Linked DNA regions of Homo sapiens: all the other regions are linked to region 3. A link is a contact called in ENCODE Hi-C data. All regions are on one chromosome and are shown on one strand. Each heading gives the region's core, a stretch centred on a gene start or an enhancer-like site at or near the end of the contact. The rest is flanking DNA. Distances are from core to core; before and after follow the strand shown.

Region 1 (2,712 bases), core at 64-2,563, 640 kb after region 3:
AGCTGGGATTACAGGCATGCATAACCACACCTGGCTAATTTTTGTATTTTTAGTAGAGACGGGGTTTCTCCATGTTGGTCAGGCTGGACTTGAACTCCCGACCTCAGGTGATCCACCCACCGTGGCCTCCCAAAGTGCTGGGATTACAGGTGTGAGCCACCGCGCCTGCCCATATTTCTTTAAAAGGCTGTTAAAATGCCCAAGGTAGTAAATGGGATGGAATTTGAGGCACATAAATGGGAACTCTATGCTCGCCAGTCCAGTCTATTCTTTTCTCTTTGATGCTGGGGTAACATATGACTGATCTCTGGAAGTTCCATCATGATGACGCAAAGCCATTCAAGCAAGACAATCCTAGTTTTGAATTTCAATGCAGAAACTTGCTAGCTGAGCTTCAGCATCCTAATCTGAAAATGAGAAGCCAATAGGTGATGTGCCCACCTCATGGTAGGTGCTCAACATAAGTAGCTATTAGAAATAGCACGAGTTGCCAGGTGCCACGGCTCATGCCTGTCATCTCAGCACTTTGGGAGGCTGAGGTGGGAGAATCACTTGAGCCCAGGAGTTTGACACCAGCCTGCACAACATAGGGAGACGCTGTCTCTACAAAAAATAAAAATTAGCCGGGCACAGTGGCTCACGCCTGTAGTCCCAGCTACTCAGGAGGCTGAGGTGGGACGTCAAGGCTGCAGTGACTGATGATTGCACCACTGCACTCCGGCCTGGGCCACAGAGTGAGATCCTGTCTCAAAAAAAAACAAACAGAAAGAAATAATATAAATCACTAATTCACAGATACCATTTAAATAGTTGCAGGAGCCTTCATTGCCCTAGATTTCTATATCTTAGAACTGTAAATATCCCTAAACAATTTAAAGCCTACAGCTGAGCCTGAACCCCAACAAGGACTTTTTTTGTTTTTGGGGCAGTCTGGCGAGACCCTTAACTCTATTCTCTTACTCTGTTTACAACTATGTTATTTATTACCAATCTCAGTGGAACTGCTTTCCTTCCTTGTGTAGAGCCTTACATATTTCACAGAGCACACGGGTCCCTGGTAATTTTCCTTCTCGAAGCAGGGCACCCTCCTGCTGCCCAAATATCAGGACAGTGTTCTGCGTGAGTGGGACGGGCCTGGAGAGGAGTGACGGCCTTCCCTTCCACGCGGTCTCTCTCCTCAGTCGTCCCTCTCTGCTTCCTCCTTCCTTCGCCCACCTGCTGCAGCTTATCCCAGAGGAAGTGGAACTGACAAACCATTGCTAAAAATACCCCCAGCTTGCCTCCTCAAGGGGGTGTCCCGTGAGGAAATGAGAAAATGAACGAGCAGTCTATAAGACCAACGAGGGCTACAGAAACACCAGAGGCTGTTTTTATGTTATGGATCCACTTCCAGTAACATTAGGGGCAGGGACTTGGTGAGGCAACCATGGCCTGCCCCTTACCAGCTGTGTGGCCTCAGGCAAATCATCAAACCTTTTGAAGCCTGGGTTAATTCATTTGTAAACTGGAAAATAATACCTACCATTCACAGCGTTCTTTAAGAATCAAAGCACACAGGCACTGTAGTGGAGACCTTGAAAACATCCTACCTACTATAAGTGATCCATAAATACCAATGGTTGAGTTTAAAAAATTTTTAAATTATTTTATTTATTTTTTTTAGGGAAGGTCTTGCTCTGTCCCTCAGGCTAGAGTGCTGTGGTGTGATCATAGTTCACTACAGCCTCGAACTCCTGCCTCAAGCCATCCCTCCGCCTCGGCCTCACAAAGCGCTAGGATTATAGGCACAAGTCACCGTGCCGGTCCCAAAGGTTGCTATACTCATATCTCCTCAGATTTTTTTGCCTTCGAAGGACCAGAAAAGTGGTGCTCAAGTTAAAGTTAAAAAGTTGAAGTTGGCCGGGTGTGGTGGCTCACGCCTGTAATCCCAGCACTTTGGGAGGCTGAGGTGGGTAGATCTCCTGAGGTCAGGAGTTTGGGACCAACCTAGCTAACATGGTGAAACCCTGTCTCTACTAAAAATACAAAAAATAGCCAGGTGTGGTGGCACACGCCTGTAATCTCAGCTACTCAGGAGGCTGAATCAGGATAATAGCTTGAACCCGGGAGGCGGAGGTTGCAGTGGGCTGAGATAGTGCCACCGTACTCCAGCCTGGGCAACAAGAACAAAACTCCATCTCAAAACAAAACAAAACAAAACAAAAAAAGTTAGTTTCCCTTAAGTTATAGTTAAAATGTTATGCCCTTTAACACCCGTGAGTTGTGGGGCAAATGGATGAAAGGCAAGAAATTTGGGGCAGAGGAGCCTTCTTGGTACAGACTCTCATATCACATCGTGTAAATTGCAGTGACATTGCACTGTATTGGGTGACTTTCCGTACTTGAAATTTGGCTTCACAGTGGCCAGTGTCACGATGAGCTCCATGATGGTCTAGTATTCCATTTTAAGTTAACAATGTTTTCAAAGCACAGAGGTTGCTTACCACTTTATGAGTCTCACTGGAATACTGTCTGCTCATCTGCTGGAAATCACCTTCTCCCTTAGTTTATGTCCTTCTGAGTCATAGAAGGCAGGCAGACCTCAGGTGCAAAAGGCATTGATGGTAAAGGTGTGGGAGGAGGAGGGACATAAGAGACTGGAGGAGAAAGGCAAGGCGTGGGAGAGACAGTGGAGAGCTGGAAGAGGAACTTTCTTATTGTGTTTTTAGGGGA
Region 2 (2,700 bases), core at 83-2,582, 570 kb after region 3:
GCTCATTTCAACTTTAGGATTAGAGGTAATTCCGAACCATTACATACACAGCACTGGATCTGCAACACACTTCACCTTAGTTCGCAGTTTAACCACGGGTGTCCAGTGGAAATTACAATCCCGGTGACTACACTGCTTTAAATGTTTCCTAAGGTTTCAACGAGTGCAACAGTAACTTCCTATCCCAGACAGCGTCTTACTGTTATTACTAAAACAGCTGTCAGCTAAGCTTCGCATACCTCTTTGTACAACCGTTTATTCAACGCTTTGGGATCTGTAAGGATGCGTCACTCCACATCACTCCTCAAAACGAGATCTAAGAACCTGACGTGCTCCAGGGGTCTTGAAGCATCACAAGTGGGTACTTGAAAAACGATGACGGGAACTGCCTGTCCAATGCGGCAAGGTTATTTTACACTGGCATTTAAGACAGAACTGTAGAGTGGCTGCTCTTTCCCCGGACACTACTAAAGCAGCAATTTCCCCTTCTTGATTTCATCCACCTCTCCCAGGACCCGGGTACCTCCGACGCTCCCGGCCCGAGCGGCCGCGGCAGACTCCCCGGCGTCGGCGCACGCTCGGCGGCTGGCGGCGGGAACGCGCGGCGGGCCGGGCGCGCCCCCGCCCCCGCGGGTCCGACCGCCGCACGCCAGCGGCGCCCTCTCGGCCGCGCACACTCACACTCGCACGCACACGCTCCTCCGGCCCCGCCATGTTCCGGGAGGCGGCGGCAGCCCAGCCCCGCCAGCCGCGGTGAGGGGCGCCCGCGACGAGGCCAGCTCGCGGCCCTCCGCCCGGCCCCCGCCCCGCCCCGCGCAGCGCCCCCGCCCAGTTGGCGGCTCCCACCTGCGCCGCGGCTCCTCGCGACGCCGGGAGGGGCGGCGGCGGGCGGGGCCCCGGCGGACCCGCGCCGGGGGGCACTAACGGCCTGTCACTGTCAGGCGAGCTACGGCTCGGGCCAGGCTGGGCGGGCGGCGCGTCGGGACCGGGGGGGGCGGGCAGGGCGCGTCCCCTACCTTGCTCTGGGGAGGGGGAACGGGAGCAGCGCAGAACTGAGGGGATCTCCTCCCTGGCGCCGGGGACAAGCTCGAAACCGCGCCCCTCCTTCCTCCTTTCCTGTCGCCACGCCCCCCTCACCCGTACGGACCCGAGGCAAGGCCGGCGCAGGAGGCTTCACCCCCGGAACGAGTGCTTCGGCGTAGCCGTCGCTGTCGTTGTCTTCGTCGCCGCTGCAGCCGCCTGTAAAGCCGCCGGAGCCGGGCTTGAAAACATCTCCGGTCTCGGTCCGTCTCTCACCACAGCCTCCTCGCTCCCAGGACAGCGTCGCCCCGCGATTGGCTGCGACGCGAGCACGTGACACCCGCGGACACGTGACTACCGCGGGCACGGGACGGGCGGCGTGACCGCCCCGCCCCCCGGCGCCCGCCCCTCCTGCTGCTCAGCCAGGCTCCGCGAGCCGCAGGGCGGGGAAGCGGGACGTACCAAGCGGCAGGCGGCGGAGGGGTGCGGGCCGGAACTCCGCCCTTCGTGCTGGTCGGTCTCCACGCCCCACTCGGACTAGTGTCACCGCCTCCCCGCCGCAGACACTATCCGACAAAGGAGGGGGAATCAAAGGCTGGGCGAAGAGGCAGGGCAGGCGCCGGTGACGCTGCTGGGCAAGCGGGCTCTGCAGTAGCATTTGTGGCGACCGTGGCAGTGGCTGTGACTGGAAGCTTCTGGAAATGGCGGCGATGAGGACCCCCACATAGGGTATTCACCTGTTATTTTTACACGGGGTGGGTGGACGAGCGTGATCCAACTCAGGCAAAATGACGCTGCGACCGCAGCCCGAGGACTAGGCGAAGTTCCCCCGCTAAGCCGGCGGCGGCCGTCTGGCCCCGCACCAGGCCGGAGAAGCTGCACCTACGCCCAGAGCCCGCGGCCCCCCGCCTCAGGTGGGGCCCTGGGCCCCGCCCCGAAAGCGCGGTAGCGTGCACCTGCCCTGGCACCAGGGGGTCTAGAGCGCGTCCCCTCCCAGCCACGCCTTCCAGTGGCCTTTTTAAAGAGGAATTCAGTGCACCCTCCCACACGTAGTGTTGGGGATTTGAGAGGGAGCTGCTCAGGTACTAGGAAGGGTGCCGGAGGAAAATTGACCGTCGCAGCGTGGCAGCAGCGTGTACTCACTCCCTTCTGGGCGCGTTATTTACGTAGAGGTTAATCTGCAACAACAGCGTCTGTTTATGACTTAGTGCATGCAGTTACAAGTTTATGTTACACTGTCCTTTAACGTCTTGATGAACTGAGGGTTCAGGTGTGATCACAGCAGATGAAGTGACATTCAGACCTGACAGGGACGGCGAGGTCCCATCAAATTACTATGTAAAGCATAAACCTGCATTAAAGATCAGGAGTTTTTCCTTTCCTGGGTTCCTGATTTCTCCCACCTACAAATCTTTAGGGTCAACAAGACTAGAAAAAGAGCACCTTATGGCTAGAGGTGGAATAGTGTTACATTTAACTTGGTTATTTATGATGTGAAATACAAAGAAAAAAACAGTCGCCTATGAGAAAGTCAGGAGAGCTCCAGGGTAGGACATTTTCATTGTTACTTTTTTGTGCCACTTGGAAAATTAACTGTTGTTTACCTTCTCTCAATTAAAAAAAAAATCTTAAAGACATACTTAAAAATAATCGTTATAGCCGAGCGCAGTGGCTCACGCC
Region 3 (2,700 bases), core at 106-2,605:
ACCGGACAATCGAGTTAGCGTAAGGGATGGTTTTGGAAGAGGCCGGTGATGGGAGCCGATGATGGGAGCCTGCCGGAGGTTCCACAAGAGCCTAGAGGAAGCCTAGAGACGCTGGCACAATTCAGTCCTCACCGAAATCATTTCCTCTTTCTACAGTTCTTGTACCCCCATCTTGACAGATCAGTTCGCACAAGAATGCGACCCTTTCGCTGCCCTTTTTTAGGAAATGGTTTTCATGAGACCAGCTTTGCCAATGACACGGGCGGGTACACCAGATGCTAATGGCTGCTGAAAACGCCCTTAGAACCGGCTCTTCTTTTAGAAGAAGGAATTCTGGAATGCGGAGTGGGCCCCCGAAAGGAAGCGACCCTACGTTTATCTGAATTCCCAGGGGCGGTTCGCCAGCGGCTCCCTGCGTCCTCGCCGGGTCCCCTGTCTGCAGTCCCCGGGCCGCACGGATTGACTGCTTTTTTGTTTCTGGCTGCTTTAAGGCTTCTTCGGGCGGAGAAAACCCCACTTTAGGGGAGTGATGGTGGGGAGGACTTTCCCAGGCAGCTTCTTTCACCCGCAGCAGGGAAGTTTGCAGGGCGCGCTCCGCACAGGTCACTGCCTCACCTTCCACCCCGGCCGCGCCCTCGGCTTTCACCCCCTTGGCTGGGTTCGCTTTTGGTTTTATTTTTCTGTTTTACGTGAGTAAATCAATTGCCCCCAGGAGGCAAAAGAGCACTCAGCGACTTGGCTGAGCAACTTAAACTTTCTGCCGGAAGGAAACTATCAAAAGCGGAGGAGAAAGCCCTCGGGGCCCCAGACTCGCCGCCACTGCCCCGTCCCCGCTGGGGGTCCCCGCGAGGTCGCCGCGGATCCGGGGACTCGCGGGCCGGGAGGAAAGAGCGGAGTAAGCCCGGGGCAGGCTCGGACCCGGACCCCGGCAGGGTGAGAGCGGGGGCGGACCAGAGGGGCGCACGGACGGCGGGGAGGCGGAGAACAGGCGGGGTGCGGAGAGCGAGGGGCGCGGAGAGCGAGGGGCGCACGGACTAGGGGAGCCAGGGGGACCCGGGGAACCAGGGGGCGCGCGGACGAGGGGGACGGGGGCTACGAGAGGGGTGCGGAGAGCGAGGGGATCACGGGGACTGAGCGCGCAGGGAATAGGGGAGCGAAGGGGCGCGAGAGCGCGGGCCGGGGTCCGCCGGCGGGTGGCGGCCAGGACTCACCCCGAGAAGGCACACTTTGAGCTCCCGTATCGCCATCATGTGCTCGCAGCCAGGCAGTGCCGGGGCTCAGCAGCATCCTCCGGGGCCGCCGCGCCCGCGCCCCGCCGGCGTCTCTCGCCTCTGCCCCTCGCTCGCGCCGCCCGCGGGCGGAACCGCCGCCGCTGCTATTTCTGGGCCGCCGGCCCCGCCGCGGTGGGTCACGTGGCCGCCGGCCGGCTCCTCCCGGGCGCGTCGGGTCCAGCCTCGCCGGCCCCCAGCTCCCAGGAACGCCCCCGGACGGCGTCAGCCACCCGGGACCTGCGGCGTCGCCGGCGGATTGCCTCCGCCCTCGGACCAGCCCCGCGCGGGTCGGCCTCCCCCAGCGCCCTCCGGCATCCGCCCCTCCCGGCCCCGCCTGGCCGCAGGGCCCGGGTGGGTAGGAAGGACTGGACCGGCCCTGTGGAGACCTGGCCCCACTACCAGCGGGTCCCTGAAGATGCCATTCTCATCTGGAAAGCGAATGCTCTCGGCCGAGGCCGTTTGCGTGGCAGCGCGTGGAGGTCTGCGGGGGTCCCATCCTCAAGCGACATTCTGGGTCCCACGCAGAAAAAGTCAGGCCACTGAAGGGGCCGCTGTGAGGACAGGGGTGAGGAGAAGGGGGCTAACTTTTCGGCCTGCCTTTCTCGACGTTCCTAATACCCGAGCTTCCGTTTAACATATGTGTGGCTCTTCAGCTCAGCCAAGTTCATTTTTCTGTATGCAGCTGAAAATGATTCTAGAAGCAAAACTCGCTGTCCGTGTCTGAAACGGGAAACTTGCTTTCTGGAGCAAAAGTCTTTTTCTCAGTAGAGCAAATCCTGCAACTCGTGTGGGCAGAAACCCAGTCCTCAGAGGTACAGGTAGAAACGTGGAGATCCCAGCAGACCCCTGCATCGTTCCTAACTGGGAAATGAGCAGAGTCTGTGGCCGCACACAGTCGGGGAGGCTTGGGTAACTGTGTTCTCTTCTCCATGTATGGCCTAGAGCACCTCATCCACTCGGATGACTTCATTCGTTGCTGCTACAGAAATGTCAGCCTTTTCAATGTAATCTATCTGAACAATTCACTGGCATTTCAGATGGGAAATGTTTTTTTAAAAACTGATTTTTTGAAACTTCATCTCCTATCCCAAACTCTCAGGCCTCTCTCTTAACCTTCCAATTTTAATCAATGGCATTTCCATTCTCCTAGCAGACCACCCACCGTGATCATCTGGCTTTGTTCTTACGGAAGCCAGGTTGAAGCTACCCAGTACCCAAGTAGCCCCATCCAATGGGAAATTCCAAATCAAGGCCTCCAAAGAGATAAGTCCTGGAATACAGGAGTCAAAATGGGCCCCGAAACAGACAATTCACAATTAAATTCCCCAGAAGAGCAGGAAGTTTGCCCTCGAGGTGCAGGCTTGTAGAGATTACTCAAATGGACTAAACTGTACAAAAGGCAGCCATGGACAAGTTACAGGTCCATTGT

The links. A loop is a pair of places that touch in the nucleus more often than their neighbours do. Pooled maps may share reads with other maps.
Region 1: a loop to region 3 is called in a pooled map, with 5 times the contacts of the local background. The contact joins the enhancer-like site here to the promoter of RAB31 in region 3. A Hi-C loop is called at or near these places in 12 of 37 single-sample maps with no recorded cell type and 9 of 50 pooled maps.
Region 2: a map with no recorded cell type shows a loop between it and region 3 (8-fold over the local background). The contact joins the promoter of ANKRD12 here to the promoter of RAB31 in region 3. A Hi-C loop is called at or near these places in 6 of 37 single-sample maps with no recorded cell type and 5 of 50 pooled maps.

The regions. Positions count from the first base shown.
Region 1 is chr18:9,068,417-9,071,128 of GRCh38, reverse strand. No RefSeq gene overlaps it. Among named protein-coding and RNA genes, the nearest start is that of NDUFV2, 33 kb to the left of the region's middle. Within about 2 kb of position 1,313, at least 3 of the 41 ENCODE cell types and tissues checked have a DNase peak (open chromatin) inside an H3K27ac peak, as active enhancers do.
Region 2 is chr18:9,135,413-9,138,112 of GRCh38, reverse strand. It overlaps ANKRD12 (ankyrin repeat domain 12), which reads right to left and starts at 1,332. Exons shown (of 13, transcript NM_015208.5): 1 at 1,148-1,332. NDUFV2-AS1 (NDUFV2 antisense RNA 1) reads left to right here and starts at 1,393. Exons shown (of 3, transcript NR_110772.1): 1 at 1,393-1,749. RefSeq lists silencers at 565-614, 655-1,054, 1,265-1,614, 1,965-2,054, 2,057-2,230 and enhancers at 1,185-1,234, 1,725-1,774.
Region 3 is chr18:9,706,956-9,709,655 of GRCh38, reverse strand. RAB31 (RAB31, member RAS oncogene family) reads right to left here and starts at 1,355. Exons shown (of 7, transcript NM_006868.4): 1 at 1,212-1,355. The coding sequence starts at 1,250. It overlaps LOC124904244 (a long non-coding RNA gene), which reads left to right and starts at 1,684. Exons shown (of 2, transcript XR_007066281.1): 1 at 1,684-2,700. LOC105371981 (a long non-coding RNA gene) reads right to left here and starts at 984. Exons shown (of 2, transcript XR_935131.2): 1 at 1-984. RefSeq lists silencers at 761-990, 1,091-1,660.